2 separate regions of the Homo sapiens genome follow, and region 1 is linked to region 2. Evidence: chromatin loops called from intact Hi-C (ENCODE). Cell type or tissue: ascending aorta. All regions are shown on one strand. Links, peaks and the distances in the headings refer to the core of each region. The heading gives the core; the rest is flanking DNA. Region 1 holds the start of KLHL40 (kelch like family member 40). Region 2 overlaps CCDC13 (coiled-coil domain containing 13).

Region 1 (10,111 bases), core at 1-8,000, 59 kb after region 2:
TGGAGGAGACGGGAGTGGGGGTGGGGGAGGGCACCCATCCAGGCTCGGCTCAGTCCCTGTCTCTGCACCCATCCGCCCATCCACCTAACACATATTCGAGATGCGTCAGATCCATTGCTGGAACTTCCGAGGCCTCTCAGTTCTTTGATCCCACCCTGCCCCCCAACCTCCCCGCCCTTACCCAAGCCCACCTTCACTCTAAGCACAAGGCTCTAGCTCCAAATCCCACCCCAGGCCCTAGACCAGCTGCGGCCTCCATGCCCCACTCACCCCCACGGAGCTCAGCCCCACCCCAGCCATGCTCACAGCCTGTCGTAGCACATGACCGAGTCCAGGCAGCGCTCGCCGTCCTTGATCTCTCTGCCACCGACCACGTAGATGGAGTTGAGAGCTTCTCCCAGGCCAAAGAGGCAGCGGGGCGAGGGCAGCGGTGGCATCCCCAGCCACTCTGAGTCCAGATGGTCAAACTGCAGGCCAGGTGTCCAGTCAGCTACCGCCCCCCACTCCCCCAGCCTCAGCCCAGCCCCACTCAGTCCCACTGCCCCAGATCACGGAGGAGGTCGGGAACCCAGGTAGGGCCAATACAGCCTGGAGGTGCCCTGAGAAACAGTGCCCCTCCTACCATCAGGCTGAGAGCAGATGAGCGTCCCCCACACCCAGGCAGGCTCCTGGCAACCACCATTATAGCAGGCGGTAGGGCACCACAGCACAGAAATGAGGGGGAGCTCTGTGAGGGAGGTCCAGCTATGGCCTTGCTTTCCCAGGCTGAACAACTCCCAACTGAGGCCTGCCTGCCCCCTCCTCTCCACCCCATCCCACTGTTCAGGAAACTTCCAAATACGGCCCTGCCTTTTCGCCCTGTAAAATCTACAGTCCACAGCCTTGTCCACCTCCACAGCTTTATAATTAAGATATTAATACTAGGGGTTCATCTTTTTGGAAAGTTTTCTGAGGGCTGAGCACCTTGCTGATGAGCACTTTATAAGCATCATTTAACCTTCCAACAACCTTATCATGCAGGAAGGAGAATATCCCCAGTTACAAACAGAGGCCCAGAGAGAATAAACAATGTGCCCACACTGCTGAGCTAGTAGCTGGTGAAGCTGCCCTCATCCCCCAGTGCAACCGTAAGGCCTGTGAGCTTAACCCTGGCACCAAGCGCCTGTCACCCCTCTTGCTGATCAGGCCTCCCTGAGCACACCACTCACCAGGCTCAGCCCCAGTTCTATCCCTTGCTTACCGTTCCTTGGCCGGAAACACTGCCATCTTCCCCTTCACATCTCCAAATCCCACCCCACTGGCAAGGCTCAAACTTATATGGCCAGTCTCCAGGAAACTGTCTCTGCCCTTTGAGATCTCACAGTCACACCCCAACTCAGACCTGGCACTCCACTCTGCTGATACCTCCTGGGCCTCAGTTTCCTCATCTGTACAATGGGAGGACCATACAGGATTGTTCCTTTGTCTGGGACACTGCTGTGAGCTCCGGGCCTGGCCTTCACGCAGAGGCCCTGCCCAGGATCCTCACACCGACCTTGCTGCTCCTTACTGTGCCCCACCCCAACCCCTGTGCAGGGCCAGGGCCTCCAACATATGCCAACTTGGGGCTACCACACCCCTGAAATTAAGATACCAAAGTTATGCTGCTTTTTGGCAGCTGCCTATTGACTGTCTTCAACCTTCAAGTAGGTGGCTATCAGTCAACCTCCCCAGTCTACATCTCACCCTAGACCCAGTGGCATTCACTTGTGTAGACACAAGCCCCTTCTGGGCCCCAAGACTGTCCACAGTGCCTAGAGCCCAGCATTAGCTGGCGGCTCCCAAGGCTGGTCAGGCACCTGCAGGAAGTATGCGCTCATGGGGTCCTCTTTGTTGTCTTCGTTGTAGAAGAGGCCTCCAGCCACGAAGACCTGGTTCTCCTTGGTAACCAGGCTGACGTGGTTCTTGGGGACCTGGTTGGAGAGGGAAGCACAGTAGCACTCGTTGGCTGCTGGATCGTAGGCCACAGCGCCCTCCTCACTGATCATGAAGATGAGATCCTGCAGGAACATGCCGAAGCGCAGGGTGTCATTGAGGATCCCAGGAAGGATACGTTCGGCCTCCTCATCCTCCTCTGCTTTGGCTTTGCTTGTGCCCTTATCAGCCTCCTTGGCCCCGGCTCCATCCTTCCCCTTCTTTTTCTTCCGCAGCGTGGTGATGCGGCCCTCGTGTGCATCCTTCACCATCTGCACCTTGCGCAGCAACTCGGGCTGGGCACGCACGAGAGGGTGGCGCTCCACGCGGCTTTCCAGAAAGGCGCGCGGCAGCAAGCGGCAGCGCACGCTCTCGAAGACGGTGGGCAGCGCGCGCTGGCGCTCAGCCTGCGCCTCGGCGTCGCCGCTACCCGCCCACCGCATCACCGCCTCGAACACTGCCTCCTCCTTCTCCACGTTAAGGCCGTCGCTGGAGATGATGGCGATGAGCTCGTCGGCCGAGAGTCCGAGGAAGTCAGCGTCGCGCGCCACCAGCGTGAAGTGAGCGCAGATGAAGTCGCGGGCAGCCACGGCGAGACGCGCGCAGTCGAGCAGGAGGCCGAGACGGAAGACGGCCAAGCAGTTGGAGAGGCACAGGCGCTTCTGCAGGAAGGACACGCAGATGGTGAAGATGGAAGGGATCTGGAAGCGGTGTGCCGCGGCGAACAAATCCTGCACGCTCGCCTCATCCAGCGCGATCTCTGATGTGTACAGGTAGTGCAGCACCTGGGCCACCACGTCCGGGGACACCTCCTCCAGGTGCAGCTCGCCCGCGCGCTCCGGCTCGGCTAGAAAGCGCGCCCGGAAGTAGGGGCTGCAGGCGGCCAGCACCAGGCGATGGCACGGGAACTCGCGCTCGCCCGCCCGCACCACACAGTCGAGGAACTTGCCATGGTCCAGCATGTCTTTGAGCCCGTCTTGCAGGAGCGTCTGCTGGTACAACCGCTGCTCCTCCGCCTGCTCCAAGCCCAGCGCCATGGTGGGTGGCCTAGGGTGCGGTGGCGGTGCCAAGGGGGCTCCTCTCTGTACCCCTGCTTTCCTGCTGGGGTTTGCTTAGACTGAGCAGCTGTCTTCGAGGGGCTATATATAGAGGTGGCCGGGTCCCTGTAAGGCGAGCCGCCTGGCCTCCTGCACATGACGCACAGGGGACAGCTGGGCAGAGGCCCCCTCCCAGAGAAAGACTTGACTCAGCCCCGGGGGCTTATGGGACGGGGGTGGGGTGTCTGGGCCCTTCTGAAAGATGAGGGCCTGGCTGCCTCATTTCTAAATGGAGCACGGAGAGGTCTTGACTCTGGATTCTTTGGTCAGGAGATGCCCCTAGGGGAGAAGGTGGCCTAAGCTCTGACCCTCAGTCCAGAGACGGGAAAGCACTGGAGCCTCTCTTCCAGGGTCTCCCTTCCTTCATGCTTTCTGGGAACTTCTGTCCTGGTGCCTCCATCTTCCCCCCCGGAATATGTCTCACTCCAGCTACCCCTGGATACAGGGTGCTTGGGTTTTCTGGTCAGAAGTTGGACATGGTGTTCACTTTTTGGCGGCCCTGTTGCCCTGCCTTTATTTTAAGAGGCAGGGTCTCACTATGTTGTCCAGCCTGGACTTGAACTCCTGGGATCAAGCCATTCTTCTGCCTCAGCCTCCCTCGTAGCTGAGATTACAGACATAAGACACCACCCCCGTTGCCTCACCTTTAAAATGGGAAGAGCTTTTCCTCTTTCTGTCCCTCCTCCTTGCAAGAAAGCAAGAAGGTACCTTAGGTAAACAAGGTTGCCACTTTCCTATGAGGCCTGGGGCAGGGCATGTCGCTCTGTTAAGCCACAGTTTCCCTTCCTACACAATGAGGAGGTGGCAAAGTTAGATGCTAAGGACCTCAGTTCAACTCTGCTGGAAGTTTAGAAGCACCAAGGTACTGTGTCCTGGGAGTACACTATTAGTTTTAACACTTCTAAGGTGTCAGATGTGCTAGCAAATTAATTTCTTAGGATTCTACTATTCTAGGTTTTTAAACCCCCGGGGTTTTAACATTCTAGGGAGTGACATTCTGAATTCTAGTGTTCAAAAAGTAACACTACAAGTTTAATATTTCAGGACTTTAGCTATCTATACTCACTATTCTTGGTGCATATTAGGCCAGACCTGAGACTGCCTGGCCATGGGGCCCCTGCACCTTGTCTATGGTCTGAGGGACCAGGGTTGAAGCCCAGGACAGCCAGTCTTGATGCCTACCTTGTTCTAGACTACTGACACCCCTCCCCACACCCTCCCCACCCCGCCCCACCACCAGACACACACACACACACACACACACACACATCAGCCTCAGTCACCAAGATTAACTTGTTCCCAAAGTGCCAGAGGCTGCAGCTGTGTGTTAAATTTAGCCCCCAGGACATTGGAATGAACTATTATGAGACACACCCCCATCATTCCTCTGAGTCACTTGTTTATAACGTCAGGCGGGGGAGTGGGGGAGGGGGTGGGTATAGGAGAGATGACAGCAGGCTGGGCTAGGACTGAGTCACCTCCCTTTTGTGATCTCAGCAATATCACTCTCTGTCCCTTTTGTTTTTAGACGGAGTTTCGCTCTTGTTGCTCAGGCTGGAGTGCAATGGCGCAATCTCAGCTCACTGCAACCTCCGCCTCCAGGGTTCAAGCAATTCTCCTGCCTAAGCCTTCCTAGTAGCTAGGATTACAGGCGCTGACCACCACTCCCGGCTAATTTTTTTTTTTTTTTTTTTTTTTTGGATTTTTAGTAGAGACGAGGTTTCACCATGTTGGCCAGGCTGGTCTTAAACTTCCGACCTCAGGTGATCCGCCCGCCTCGGCCTCCCAAAGTGCTGGGATTACAGGCGTGAGCCACCGCGCCTGGCCTCTGTCCCTTTTAAATGGTGCATCTGATCATCACTTGCTCACCCCACCAGCAGGTCCCAGAGGGACACAGCACCTGAGCAAGCTCTGGAGGTGGTCCTGTCCCTCTTGCTGAAAAGGCAAGGGCTCACTCAGGGAGGGCAGGTGGTGAGCTTCCAGCCCAGCCCTGGACTGCAGGGCATTGCTAGCAAGCACAGCCAGTGAGGAGACGAGGCTTGAGAGGCTAGGCACCTTGGCCAAGTCACACAGCGGACATGGGCTGCGCCAGGATTTGAAGCAGATCTGCCCTCTTACAAAGACTGTGGGAACCCTTCCCTACCTTGCTGCCTCTCGTGAATTAACAAAAACGTTCATCAATCGTAGTCTCATTTTCAAAGACCAGGCCAGAAGATACTGACTGAACAATTTACTTAGATTTATCAAATGACTTAATGAAATATTTTTAGATTATGATGGATCCCATAGTGCTCACTGCCTACCAGGCATTCAAGTAGAACATGTGTATGTGGCTCATTCATTCATCAAGAACCTGTGCACTGCTTTAAATGCTGAAGAGTCAGCAGTGAGCAAATCAGGCAGGAATTCCGGTCTTCATGGAGCTTACATTCGTCAGGAGGTCGGGGCAAGGTTGGTAGGGGAGACAGAAATAAATAAATAGTTATACGGGGCATCAGATGATGGTTATGGCTGTGGAGACAAGTGAAACGGAAGGCGCATGGGAAGTGGGAGGAGGAGGTGGTAACGATTTTAAATGGAGTAGTCAGGATGGACTCACCGAGAGGATCACATTTGAGAGGGGTCAAACCGTGGAGGATTCCCAGTGGGGGAACAGCTGGAGCAAAGGTCCTGAGGCAAGAGAGTGCCTGGCACGTTCCCAAAACAGCACGGAGGCCAATAGGGCTGGAGCAGTGAACGAGGAGGTGAGTAGGAGGAGGTAAGGGGAGAGGTTAGGGTAGGGGATCATGCTGACCCCCGTGGGCCAGCATCAGGACTTGGGTTTTCCTCTGAGTTGAAACCGGGAAACACTGTGTTTTATTTTTTATTTTTATTTTTTTGAGGCAGGGTCTCGCTCTGTTGCCCAGCCTGGAGTGCAGTGGTGTGATCACAATTCACTGCAGCCTGGATCTCCTGGGCTCAAATGATCCTTCTACCTCAGTCTCCTGAGTGGCTGGGACTACAGGCACCTACCACCACACCCAGCTAATTTTTAAAATTTTTGTGGAGATGGAATCTCACTATTTTGCCCAGCCTGGTCTCAAACTCCGGGCCTTAAATGATCCTCCCACCTTGGCCTCCCAAAGTGTTGGGATTACAAGTGTGAGCCACCATGCCCAGCCTCACTGTTTATTTTTAAATTATTATTGTGGAAAATACAAATACATACAAAAGTAGAGAGGATCATATTCTGACCTCTCATGTACCCATCTCCCCACTTCAGTAACTGTCAAGTCTTCAAGTCACGGCCAACCCTGTTTCATCTCTATCTCCACCCACTCTAATCAACCCAGAGGTTGCATGTGGGTGTAGAAAAAGAGGGGAGAAAGGGTGACTCCAAGACTTTTAGTGGAATCCAAGGGAAGATGTCATCTCATTTCATCCTTTTAATTTTTACTCATTTAATCTTCACACCAAAATTATAAGGTAGGTATTATTTTTCCCATTTTACAGAAATTGAAATTTAGATGGCCAGCAAATAGGAAGCAGTCTAATATTTTGAAAATAACTTTAATGAGGCATAAGTGGCATGTGATAAACTGCACATATTTAAAGTGTACAATTGGATAAGTTTTGACATATGTATACACATCCGTGAAACCACCACCACCACAATCAAGACAGGGAGCACATCTGTCACCCACGAACTATTCCTCATCCCCTTTTAAAATCTCTCCTCCATCTCTTCCCACACACCCCAGCCCAATCACTGATCTGCTTTCTGTCACTATAATTCATTTGCATTTCCTAAAGTTTTATGTAAGAGGAATCATACAGTATGTACTTTTTTTGTCTGACATCGTTCACTTAGTATAATTATTTTAAGCTTCATCCAGGTTGTCTACTCATATTTTTAACTGATAGCTTCTGCCTTCATTAGGAATCTTAGTATATCACAGGGTCATTTAAGAGAAACACAAAATGGGGCCGGGCGCAGTGGCTCACGCCTGTAATCCTAACACTTTGGGAGGCCAGGGCAGTGGGTGGATCACCTGAGGTCAGGAGTTCGAGACCAGCCTGATCAATATGGTGAAACCCCGTGCCTACTAAAATACAAAAATTAGCTGGGTATGGTGGCGTGTGCCTATAGTCCCAGCTACTCGGGAGGCTGAGACAGGAGAATTGCTTGAACTCAGGATATTTGGGTGGCAGATATTTGTCACACTTGGTGGCCTTCCTGCATCTCCTAAATAGTCTTCCTATGTTTTGGACAGTTCCCACATAAGTAGTCCTTCTTCCCTGTGGTAGAAACCAGAATTTATTTTCCCAGCTTCCCCAGGAACACAGACATGCCACTGAGCTCAACCCATTGTATGCGCCCATCCCAAAACTTCAGTTTGGAACAGGAAGCAGGAACCTGCAGCATCCATATTTTGGCGAAGGGCTGATGGACAGCAGTGTTGGAACTTCTGGAGTCTACTTTCCACTGTCCACCATACAAGCTGAGGGATCTGTCCCTACTGGCTGTGGTTTGGCCATTGTCTGGGCTATGTATCCTGCAATCCTGACTCGAGCATTCCTGAAGTTTCTGTAATCTGTCTGATACCACACTAGCCAGTGAAGATTCTGTGATCTACTGCTAAGAGGGCTGTGTGATGTTGAAAATCATTTCAGGAGTATACCAGCAACAGGTGCTCAAGGGTGAGCTTGAGAAGTCGAGAGAATTTCTAATGGCCTGCTTGCTTCTTCACTGACTTCTGGGTTAAAGGTGGCCTATGATGCAAGAAGTTGAGATGCTGGAAATGCTCTTACATTACATAAAAGGATCCAAAAACAGGCAGCCCAGAATGTTGGAGTGGATTTATTAGGTATGTCATCCATCCCCACCTGTGTTTGCTGAGAGGGCTTAGAGGACACTTTTGCCCATCACTGAGGAACTTGTTGGTGAGAAATGCTGGCAACTTTGGCCTGTCAAGGGTGTGGGTGGGAGCCTTTGCCTATGAAGTGGCCTTCCTGCTTTCAGGGAGGATAATGGGATCTTAGGGTTGACAATGGCCAAGGAATGGCTCATAAGCACCAAAGGCAAAATGGGCATGGTTACTGTAATAAGCAGCAGGGCTGGAGTGGGTGGTAATCAGATGGTTTGACCTACAGAGATCCTTGGGAGTGACTAATGGATTGTGGGTTTCCTAAGAATTGAAATTGGTCATTCTACTAAAGTTTTACTGATATGTATTCTGAATCTGGATTTGCCTTCTCTGCCTGCCACATTTCTGCTAATCCCTCTATCCATAGACTTCACGCCTTACTCATTTTCATGGAACCAAATTCAAGCCTGCTTCTGATCGAAGATCTCATTTTGTAGCAGGAGAAGTGAGGCAAGCCTTCCAGTTAATGGTGGCAGATAAAATACACATTTTAATTTTGCTTCCTTTTGAAAGCTCACTACAATTAAAGTAGATGGTAAAGAGAAAAAAATATATAGCATAAACTCTCAGGAACATAGTATACAACATACTCTACAGGGACATAACAATACCACCACGGATTCTGGAAAGCAGGTGATGTGTGATGAGCAGCGTAGCAGTCCTGACTCTAAGTCAGCAGTGGGAAGCCCAGATGCAACTCTTCTATACCTCAGAATCCACAGAGAAGGTCCAGAATTGGCAACACCAGGTACCTTTAAACATACAGGAGAATCAACCACCACCTGGTAGAAGCCAGGTGTTTCATTTCCAAAGAAGGTAAACCAGAGGGCTCTTGACTAAGACACTCAGCAGAGGTGAAGGCAGTGGTGCAGTGTGAACACTGGGTAATTAAAAGAAACTCCATGTTCTAAATGGAAAACCCTATTCCCACTCAGCTCCCAGAAAGCTGGCAGGTCAGCTATGACCTCCAAATAGAGAATTGAAATTGAGGGATCTGACAGCCCAAGAGGAAACAAAAAGATATCAGTAAGCCTGGTCAAATCATCCTACAGTGAAGCCCTCTAATTAACAAGGCCCTTCACACATGCTGAGTTTCCAATGAGCTCTTTGGCGATTGATATGGTTTGGCCATGTCCCCACCCAAATTTCATCTTGAATTGTGGCTCCCACGATTCCCACGTGTCGTGGGAGGGAATTGAATCATGGGGGCGGGTCTTTCCCTTGCTGTTCTCATAATGAATAAGTCTCACAAGAGCTGATGGTTTTATAAAGAGGAGTTGCCCTGCACAAGTTCTCTCTCTGCCTGCTGCCATCCATGTAAGACAGGACTTGGCTCCTCCTTGCCTTCTGCCATGATTGTGAGCCCTCCCCAACCATGTGGAACTGTGAGTCAATTAAACCTCTTTCCTTTCTAAATTACCCAGTCTCAGGTATGTTTTTGTCAGCAGTGTGAAAACGGACTAATACAGTGATCTACTTTTTTAAATGTTTGAAAAGACGACTTCTGGCCTGGACAAAATGGTGTAAACTTGTTTCCCCCTGCTCCTTCCTGTCAAGTACAACTATGAACTGTGAAAACAATGCAAGAGGCAATCAGAAGATAACACTGAAAGCTGGCAAGGGAATTATGCATTAGTTTGGGACCCTAAGAATAAAGGAACAACTCAGTGGCAGGATATCTTATGTGCCCCCACTCAGTGGAAGAAGATGACCCAGGCCTGGTGTTTCCAGACACCCAGCCTATCAACAGAAGGCAGCCAAAACAGGCTCAGCCCTCTTACAATTTGAAGAGGAGTCCCTCTGACAACTCCACATGAGCCCAGCACCACCAGAGGGGAGATTACTCAGGTGCCCCACTAACAATTAGCAACCAGGGGAAGCACTCTCCTTTCACACTGGGCCCGAAACTCACCTCCCCTGCCAAGAGAGCTGGGCAGCCTGACCTGGGAACACCCCTTCTGCCCTCTCAGGCAGCACCAGCAGGAACCAGCAGGAGCTCCAGCAGCACCAAAGAAACCAAGCATATGAAAAGAACACCACAAAGCATCTGAAAATTAAATTGTCATTGGAACCTCAGCCCACTGGAACCTCAGTCCTCAGACCGAGATATGCATGATAAATGTAAACAAGGTGACTGATGTTGCAACCAATGAA
Region 2 (9,861 bases), core at 1,861-9,860:
TCCCCATTTTACAGATGAGAAAATGAGGCTTGGACAGGGCATCACTGCCCAGGTTCTAGAGCCAGATCCAATCTGTATGCTTTTTCCATGCTCTGAGCAGATCAAAGAGATGCTGCAGGGTCACTGCAGCCATATGGAAGCACATGTACTCCCACAGCTCTCAGCACCCCCACTGTCAGGGCCACTGGGGCTCATGGCGCTAGAGATCTGACAGGCAGGGCGGGGCGTGGCAGGGGGTGGAGGGGTGTTGCTTCCCAACCCAGGGCAGATTCAAAGCCACACATTCAACAGGAGAAGAGGCAGGCACCCAACAGAGTATGCAGGGATGGCAGGCGGCCAGACAGGAGGAAGAACACAGAAGAAAATATACTTTAAAAAAAAGGATGGCCGGGCACGGTGGCTCACATCTGTAATCCCAGCACTTTGGGAGGCCAAGGCAGGTGGATCACCTGAGGTCTGGAGTTCAAGACCAGCCTGGCTAACATGGTGAAACCCCATCTCTACTAAAAAATATACAAAAATTAGCCAGGCATGGTGGTGGGCACCTGTAATCCCAGCTACTCGGGAGGCTGAGGCAGGAGAATCGCTTCAACCCGGGGGGGCGGAGGTTGCAGTGAGCTGAGATTATGTTTCATATAAGTTCCGAGTTGGCACATTCTGTTCACGTTGGCTGTTCTCTTTAGCCTGATGGTGGTGCTCTGAGGAAGCGGAGCAGGAAAGTATTTGTATACTCATTCCATAGATGAGGACACTGGATGAGGCCAGAGTTTCTGGACCAGGTGTTCATGTCTAGTTTCTTTGGCCAGTGGTTTTCAGCTGGGCTGCCCAGAGCCTCTGGGGTCCATGGAACTTCCCGGACCCAGTATACTTGGATCTGTCTTTCACACTAGCATTCAGAGGAGATTTTGTTTGTGCCTGCTAGAGAAAGGTCAGAAAGCCACTGTAGTACCAGCCCTGCTTCCTGAAGTTCAGCTGCTTTGCCCTGTTGGGGCAGCAGCAGAGGGCCTCAGCGTCATTGCCTGATGGGATGCTCAGCCTGACAACCAACGTTCCTGTGGCCACAATGCCCAGCATTAACAGCAGCTTAAATTGGAAGAGTCAGCCAGGGCAGGGGAAGGACAAGTATTCTTTCTCATCCCACCTGTGTCACCCCAACCAGCTGTATGCCTGAAGGCAAATTACCTCCCCTCTCTGGGCCTTATTTTCATCATTATGGAAGGGGTTTAAATGGGCTGACCTTGAAGGTCCCTTTGTCAAATATCTATGAGTCACAGGAGTGTCTATTGAAGACAGAGAAGTAGTCAGCCCATTTAAGAAAAATTTCCATCCAGATAGTTTAAATAAAACATTGGGTTAAAAAAAAAAAAGACATTGCTAAGAGTTTCAGCAGGCAGTTTTCATGGTTGCTGTAGTTCTTCAAGCCACAGAGATGAGCATTTGGAAATTAAAATGGGTCCTTATTTCTATTCAGTGGTCACTGCTAGGAAAGAGAGCCCAAGGCCCCTCAGCTGTCAAAAGACCAAGGCCCAAGCTGACGATTCTGGGAGAGGCAGATCCTGAATTAGGATGCCATGGCTCTCCTGCCACGCTGGGCTTGCCTTCGGGGAATAACGTGGTTTCCTCTTTATTCTGAGTGAAGATGGATTAGCTGTGATGCCAGTCTCTGAGCACAGCAGTGGGTCCACACCCAGGAAGTGTCTGGGAGGCGTGGAGCCTGCCGCTTCCTCCAGATGCTTCACCTCTAGGGTAAGGCATACACCCACATGTGTGTGTGCAACACTCTGCAAAAAGCTCAGTCCCAAAGTTAAGCTGCCAGGATTCAAATCCAGGTTCCACCTTTATTAACCAGGTAGCTCAAGTAGAGGACTTACCTTCCACCACCCTCCATTTTGCATCTATAAGGGGCTTACAAGAGAACCTACCTCACAGGGGTTTATGAGGATTAAATGAGTTCTTCCATGTCAAACACTTAGCACAGTGCCTGGCACAGACTTGGATAAATGGGGGCTATGATTACTATTCCCATGTAGGCAATAAATGACTACTTTCTCTCCTGTCCTTCCCAACCAGCTGGAGACCCCAGAGGTGAAGGCCCTGCAGGACAGGCTGGTGGCCACCAACTTGAAGATGAGTGACCTCCGAAACCAGATCCAGTCTGTGAAGCAGGAGCTGCGGATGGCACAGAAGGTCTTTCAGAGCCAGGGCTTGGGGCTTCTTGTGTGGCTGGGGCTGGACTTGGGAAGAGCACGGCTGGCACAGTGGATTCCTTTCTGGAGCCATGAGTGCTCAGTCCCTTGAGCACACTGCTTGCTCTGGGTCAGGCTCCAGTTCCAGTCCTTCCTCCCACCAGCCCTTGGTCCATAACCATTTGGTGGGCAGAGTCGCTGGCTACCTGAGCCTGCCACCCCCACCCCCGCAGCATACCTGCCCTTGTGGTGCCTGCCCAGCTCTAGACTGAGGAGGACAGCACTGTCCACCCAGGGAGAGTCCATTAAGCCTTCCCTGCACTACTTGTGCCCCAGTAGATCCTGGGTCTCCCCTTAATGTCACCCTTACTTAACTTGAAAGCCTGCCAACACCTGCCTTCTTCTCTGCTATCTGTAACAGAAAATGAATAGGTTACTTGTGTATTAAAGGACCCTTTCAAAGGAAAATGCTCAGACTTGGGACACAGGCCCAGCTGGTTCGTTATTTATTTTTATTTACATAGCGAATTCTCTGGCATTTGTCTTCCCTGCTGGAACCACTCAGACTGGCCAAGATTTCCAAAACAGTGTTCTATTGTGGAAACAAGTGCCAGAGACTTGGTACGCTGGATCGGGTTTCTGTGACAGGCTTCAGAGGGGCCCAGGTCACAAGCTGGAGCGTATTGTTTCTGCCTCAAAGCCTTGAGGTTGGGCCTGAGTGCTGCACTTCAACAACCGCAAAGCTGGGTCCTTCTTGGACCACAGCACCCCAACTGACATTCAGTAGCCCACCTTTTGCTGCACTCAGAGGTCCACTTGTCCGTGGGTTTTCACAAAGGCTAGGGTCCTGTGGTGATGTACTTCCTATAGCCAGAATTAGCTCAGCACTAGGTGACAGGTGAGTGGGTTAAGGAAGCAGGAGTTGGTCAGCTTTGTGGTTCAGTCATCCCAGAATATGTCAAGAGCAAGGGGCCCTATCTGGGCATTGCTGGCAGTTTCTTGGCTGCTCTAAGCATTGCCAAGAAATGCCAGGGATGATGGGTTTACTACTTTCCCAGGGAGAGCTGCCCTTGGGACATGGAAAACTGACCTTTGAGGGCTATGCTCTGAGATGGGAAGAAGATCGTGTAGGTGAAGACTGCTTCTGAATATGCTTCTAAATACGTAGCAGCATCAGGGTCTGGTGGAGCCCTCTCTTTTGGCCACATTGAAGGCCCTGCCTTATTTCAGGTTTTGGCCAGAGAGGTTGGGGAAGACATCAACGTTCAGCAGCTCCTATCTTCGCCAGGGACCTGGAGGGGTCGGGCTCAACAAATTCTTGTTTTGCAGAGCAAGGTGAGTGAGTCATCAGACTTCTCCTGGCCTGAACAAAGGATTTAAAACACCCCAGAAAGAGCTGCCCTGACCCCCTTAGAGACCTAAGCACACAGTACCCAAAAAAGGCCTTTAGGTCTCACAGTGCACTCGTGCGGGGTTGTTGTTTTACCTTCTCGCCAACCAGCCTGATTTTAATTTGTTATTTAATGAACAAGCTCTTATATAACACTTAGCACATGCCAGGCACTGGAGCTTAACAAATGCCAACGCCTTTGGTTTGATTTATTTTACTCCAGGCATCTTTTTTTTTTCTTAGTTTATGTAGATTTGCGTGACTGTTGTAATTGTAAGCTTTTTCCAGTTTTGTCCAGATGCTTGTAGTCTTTTGAAAGTTTAATTACCCAATAAAAATTTAGCCTTGTCTCCCTCTTTATTGTCTGAATATTTTGGAGCATACCAAAAGCAGCTAACAGCAGGGGCTCTGGAGCCACACTGCTCAGATTCAAATCCCAGCTCTCCACTCACCAGCTGTGTGACCTTAAGCAAGTTCCTTTAGCTCTGTGCCTCAGTTTCCTCATCTGTATAATGGGGATAATAACGATGCCTACCCCACAGGATTGTTGGGAGAATTGAGTCAATACTTGTAAAATGCTCAGCACAGGGCCTGGCATGGAGGAAGCACTGTATAAAAGTTAGGTGTGGTTCTTTTCCCTTTGTCCCTTCAAACTGAGAAACATGTGAGAAGGTGTATGACTTCCACCATTTGCCAAGCATATCACCCTTGTTCCCAGGGACTTCGAGGGTCACAGTGGCTTTTATCTTCAGTGTCTCCCATGGGATCCTTGAAGCCAATATAAAGGGGGAAAAACTCCAAGAAGCTAATAGATGATAGTGCATGGCCTTGGGGTTCAAGAGACCTGAGTTTACGTTTGGCCACCGGTCTGCCAACTCTGACCTTGGGCAAACCCCTTCATCTTCCTATGTCTTCATCTTCACACCTGTGAAATGGGGTAACATAAAATAACATTTGTAAAGCACCTAGGACAGTGCCTGACCATAATAAGCACAAAACAACTTACTTCTTATTGTCATTAAGTTACATGTCAAATTCTTTTTTTTTTTTTTTTTTTTTTTTTGAGACGGAGTCTCGCTCTATCACCCAGGCTGGAGTGCAGTGGTGCGATCTCGGCTCACTGCAAGCTCCGCCTCCCGGGTTCACGCCATTCTCCTGCCTCAGCCTCCTGAGTAGCTGAGACTACATTTGCCCGCCACCACGCCCGGCTAATTTTTTGTATTTTTAGTAGAGACGAGGTTTCACTGTGTTAGCCAGGATGGTCTCGATCTCCTGACCTCGTGATCCGCCCACCTCGGCTTGCCAAAGTGCTGGGATTACAGGCATGAGCCACCACGCCCGGCCCTGTATGTCAAATTCTTAAAGGTAACAGTATTCTTTAATGATTAAATGGAATTGCCTCACAGCGCCACACGAGGGCACTGGTGGGTGCCTTCAAAGCTGTGCTCCTGCCCTTTGCCAGGGAGCCTAGCGAATTGTGCTTCCTTTCCTGGCTCAAGTTTACCAACATTGTTTTGTCATTTGGTTGTGTTGATAGGGAAACCAGGGTCAGAAGGACCCTAGGAGTTGTCTGCTTCTACCCTAGCGTTATAAGGGTGATAAGGGCATTGTTCTGTGGGATGACATCTACCTGCCACTTGCTGAAGGCCCACATGTGCCAGGCTGTGTTGACAGCTTCACCTAGACCATCTTGGGATTTTGCAAAGTTACCTAATCCTAAAAATAACCTGTAGCATTTAAAATGCAGATTCCATGTCCCTTCCGCTAGAACTGTAGTTTGTTGATCTGGAGTAAGCACCAAGATTTCAGTCCAAGAAGAACCTCAGAGGATTCCCAGGCTCAGACAACTTCACAATACTGAATCCTCATAACAGTGTTACGCAGGGCAGTGTTACTCTTAGGCCCATCTTACAGATGAGGGAACTGAGATTCAGAGAGTTACCTGTGCGCAGTCACACAATCTGTGAGGCTTTGAGGCAGTCTGTTTCCAAACCCTGCCTTCCCCTCTTCAGTATCTCCTGTAAGTGACTGCCATCTTCCGAGAAGCCCACCCAGTCTTAGGTGGTCTGTCTGTTAGAAAGTTCCTCCTTGCCCAGCACTTTGGGAGGCTGAGGTGGGCAGATCTCTCGAGCCCAGGAGTTCAAGTTCAAGACCAGCCTGGGCAACATGGTGAAACCCCGTCTCTACCAAATTTTATATATATATATATTTATATTTATATATTTATGTGTGTGTGTGTATATGTGTATATATATATGTGTGTGTGTATATATATATATAAAATTATCCAGGCACAGTTGCCTGTGCCTGTGGTCCCAGCTGCTTAGGAGGCTGAGCTGGGAGGATTGCTTGAGCCCGGGAGGCAGAGGTTACAGTGAGCCATGATTGCACCACTGCACTCCAGTCGGGGCAACAGAGCAAGACCCTGTCTCTAAAATAAATAAATAAATAAATAAATAAATAAATAAATAAATAAATAAATATTCTTTCTTGAACTGAGACCTGCCATCCTATCCATCCCTGGTTCCTGGGGCCATAGGTCTGCTTTCCAGCCTCAAACAGCCCCTCAGAGATAGGGTGATTTTTCTCATTCACCATTTTTCTAAGCTGAACTTTCCTGGTGTCTTCCAATGTGTTGCTCAAGATGCCAGCTCAGATTGTCCCCCACCCCTAGTCCTCCTCAGATGGGGCTACCACAGCCATCTAGAGAGGTGGTTCCATCTTCAGTCTGTGGGGTCTCCTATCACACTTCTGAGTAGAAGAGGCTGGCAGAAGACCCATTGTGGAACGACGAGTTTTACCATCCTCAGGTTCAAGAGCTTGAGAAGCAATTGGGCCAGGCCCGGAGCCAGTCTGCGGGAACAGCCAGTGATGAGTTGTCTGTCTATCCAGACCCAAGGAAGCTGTCGGCACAGGAGAAAAACCTGCTGAGGATCCGCAGCCTGGAAAGGGAAAAACAGGAAGGCTTGGAGGTAACGCGTGCCTGAGGAGGTCAGCTGGGCATGTGGGAACGAGAGATCATGATGGTGCCTGCAAGGGCTCTGAGGCACATGTGGTCAGAAGTCTGAGCCACCCCTTCTAGGCAGGAGACACCTGGGGACCTGGGTCACCTCTGCATGTTCCTCATGTCCTGTCAAACCAACTTGAGCTGCCTGACTGGGACCTCACTGTGAGCCCATTTAATGAACTTTTCGTGGCCCCATCCTGGCTGTTTTGGAGGTGCTATACCTGAAATTCTCATTGTAAAAGGGAGAGGGGGAGGGTCATGGCCCCAGAAGTATGATAGGGTTAGATGGGGCTTAAAGGGGGAAAGTTCCAGGCTGATGAAAGAGGTAGGCAGGCTGGACTCAACACCAGGGGCCGCATCTCACTGGCTGCGTTGGGAGTGTCAGAACTCTAACTCTACCAGGTTTAAGCAACAAAGGGAAGTCATTGGCCCATGTAAACGAACAATCCAGAGGTGGCCTAGCTTCAGGTGCAGATCGGGGCCTTGCTCTCAGCACCTTCTCCTGGGTTGGCTTCACTCTCTTCCACAAGGACCCTGGGTAGTCCCAGCTTCTCTCCTCCAATGCAGCCTCTACAGACAAAGGGTTTCTCTTTCCCAATAGTTCCAACAAAGTCCCAGAATTGAGTGTCTTTGGTCTAGCCTGGGTTATGTGACCATCCTTGAGCCCATCACTGTAGCCAAGAGTACAGGGTGTTTTGATTGGTCAAGCTTCAGACACCTGCCCCAAGGTTTGAGGGGATGAGTTAGCCTCCCCAAACTTGCAATGAGAGTAGGGAGTAGGGGCCACTTTAAAGAAGGTAACAGAAGCAGCATGAAGAGGTGCAGGCAGGCCATACAACAGGCCCACGTAGTGGCCCTGGCAGTGAGCTACCTAACAGTGAGGACTTGCCTTTTCATCTGGAGACTTTTGCCTGTGAGCACCAACGCTGGGTTAGGCCCTGTGTTAGGAATGCTGTAACCATGACCACATTGCACCTCCCAGCGCTGTAGACCATCAGCTGTGAGGAGGGAAACAGTGAGACCACAGAAGTGGACAGGGCCTGCTGGGCTTTGTATGCCAGCCAGGACTTTTGGCCTGTATCTTGAAGGCTGTGGAGAACCACCAAACGGTTTTTGTTTTTTTTTAGATAGAGTCTCGCTCTGTTGCCCAGGCTGGAGTGCAATGGTGTGATCTTGGCTTACTGCAACCTCCGCCTCCGGGGTTCAAGTGATTCTCCTGCCTCAGCCTCCCAAGTAGCTGGGATTACAGGCACCTGCCACCATGCCCGGCTAATTTTTATATATTTAGTAGAGACAGGGTTTCACTGTGTTGGTCAGGCTGGTCTCAAATTCCTAACGTCAGGTGATCCACCTGCCTCGGCCTCACAAAGTGCTGGGATTACAGGTGTGAGCCATTCGCCGAGCCCACGACAGGGTTTTAATTTGTGGAGGGAGGTGGTCAGCTGTGCATTTTGGAAAGGTCACATGGTTGGAGCAAGAGGAGGAATGGGTTGGAAGAGGAATGGAAGGCAGAATAGTAATCCTGGAGACATGACCAAAGATCTTTGCCAAGATAGTGGACTGTCATGGAAGGGCCAGACACCTGGGACAGTGAGGACAGACTTTCTAGGGCTCAAGGACTGATTGGACTTGGAAGAGAGATGAGGAGGAAGAGTTATAAAGGACTTCTAGGGAGTATAGTGGGTGGGTAAGGGAGACAGGGTGGGTTCAAGAAGAGAAAGGGAGTTGAGATTTGGAAATGCTGGGTTTGAAATGCACCTAGCTTGAACTTACATGTTAGTGCAGAACAGATTATGTTGAACAGTTGGGCTGACCATAAGCTGCAATAGCGGGTGGAAGGAAACAGCTTCCTGCATGCATTCCCTCTGGCAGGCACCCATAAGAGCCTGGAGTGTGTAGGCAGGAGAGCAACAGGTGAGTAATGGCTGCCTCCCTGCAAAGGGCTTGTGTCCTATAGATTCATGTTTTACTTGTTTTGCATTTCTATAATTCACTTCATCAAGGATATGAAAATACTTTTCCAGCAACAATTCACCCTCAGGATCAAGCAGGTGATGTCACCCACTGCCCAAGCTCCTCCCCAATGTCTCCATCTTGTCTTTATGGGTTTGCCTAATCTAACCTCTGCCCCTTCACTCACTGTGCTCCAGCCACACACCTTCTACCCCAGGGCCTTTGCTCTTCCCTTCATCTCCTTCAGTCTCTGCTCAGATGCCACCTTTTCAGAAAGGCCTTACCTGACCATATCCTTCTCGCTATTCCTGTTTCCTACTTTCAAATTAGCATTTGTCACTATTTGACATTATCTGTCTCCTCCATTAGGATTATCAGCTCCTTGAGGACAAGGACTGTTTTGCTTTTTGCTGTCCCCCAGCATCTATAACAATACTAAGCCCATAGTAGGCCCTCAGGAAACCATAGTAGGAAACCTCAGGAAACCCATAGTAGGCCCTCAGGAAACCCTCGAGAATGAAGGGATGATTGAATGAGAGACTCCGAAGATGTGTGCTGCATGTGAGTTTCCAGTTGGTAGCTGACAAAGCAAGGTGCTGTCAGGGGTTGTGCCAAATAATCATGGAGGAAGTGGGAGAAAAGACCCTCCTTTCTCATTCTAGCTCCTGGTGGTGCAAGGTGCTGCAGTTGGAACCTAGCCCAGCACTCTTTTTCTAAAGTATGGCTTTTCTCTTTTCCCCTGCTTGGGGAGGGGCTTAGGGGTAGGACTGGCTGTGCTCTCTGGAGGACACACGCAGTTGGCTGGCGGCTTTCCTCTCATGTGCTAGGAAGTCTGTGTCTCAGGCTGAGGTTAGGAGTGCTGTCATGGGTTAGTGCTGTCATGTGCTAGGGGAAGGGTGGGAGGCTGCTGGCCACCTGATATCCCTGAGAGGCCTGGGCTGGGAGTCAGGGCCCTGGCTCTAGTGACTTGCTCTGTGGCATTCAACAAGCACCCCCACCCCCAGCCCCGGGCCTTGCCATTGAGTAGGAGCCAGGGAGCAGATGTGGCCAAGGTCCCACACAGCCCTGCTGCCCATGCCCTCACTTTCTAATTACAGAAACTTGCCAGTGAACGGGATGTCCTCCAGAGAGAGCTTGAAGAGCTAAAAAAGAAGTTCGAGGGCATGAGGTCTCGGAACAAGCTGCTGTCAAGTGAGATGAAGACCCTCAAGAGTCAGATGGGAACCCTGGTGGAGAAGGGCCGGCATGATGACGAGCTCATCGACGCCCTCATGGTATGGCCCCACCACTCAGGCAGGGCGAGAGCCAGGGGTGGTTCCTCAAAG

What was found. A loop is a pair of places that touch in the nucleus more often than their neighbours do. Peaks named below come from ENCODE experiments on the same cell type or tissue, not always from the same donor. Only the 100,000 strongest peaks of a DNase experiment are listed, where the experiment ranks them.
Region 1: a loop joins it to region 2, with 3 times the contacts of the local background. A loop is called at or near these places in 10 of 110 quality-filtered maps.

What each region holds. Positions count from the first base shown.
Region 1 is chr3:42,678,498-42,688,608 of GRCh38, reverse strand. KLHL40 (kelch like family member 40) reads right to left here and starts at 3,072. Exons shown (of 6, transcript NM_152393.4): 1 at 1,839-3,072; 2 at 307-467. The coding sequence starts at 2,990. LOC124906232 (a long non-coding RNA gene) reads left to right here and starts at 4,808. Exons shown (of 3, transcript XR_007095893.1): 1 at 4,808-5,794. RefSeq lists a silencer at 325-549 and enhancers at 4,298-4,592, 4,415-4,914, 4,915-5,416. In ascending aorta, for the core only: no CTCF peak of the experiment used is centred there; a DNase peak (open chromatin) is centred at 4,468; H3K4me3 peaks cover 833 bases; H3K27ac peaks cover 3,176 bases.
Region 2 is chr3:42,739,583-42,749,443 of GRCh38, reverse strand. It overlaps CCDC13 (coiled-coil domain containing 13), which reads left to right. Exons shown (of 16, transcript NM_144719.4): 6 at 2,071-2,187; 7 at 3,417-3,521; 8 at 6,387-6,548; 9 at 9,634-9,810. CCDC13-AS1 (CCDC13 antisense RNA 1) reads right to left here. Exons shown (of 4, transcript NR_046732.1): 2 at 8,357-8,469; 3 at 6,378-6,518; 4 at 4,286-4,501. Among named protein-coding and RNA genes, the nearest start is that of CCDC13-AS1, 12 kb to the right of the region's middle. RefSeq lists enhancers at 1,765-2,265, 2,266-2,766. In ascending aorta, for the core only: a CTCF peak has its summit at 4,992 (motif pointing right); DNase peaks (open chromatin) are centred at 2,793, 4,973 and 9,513; H3K27ac peaks cover 6,836 bases.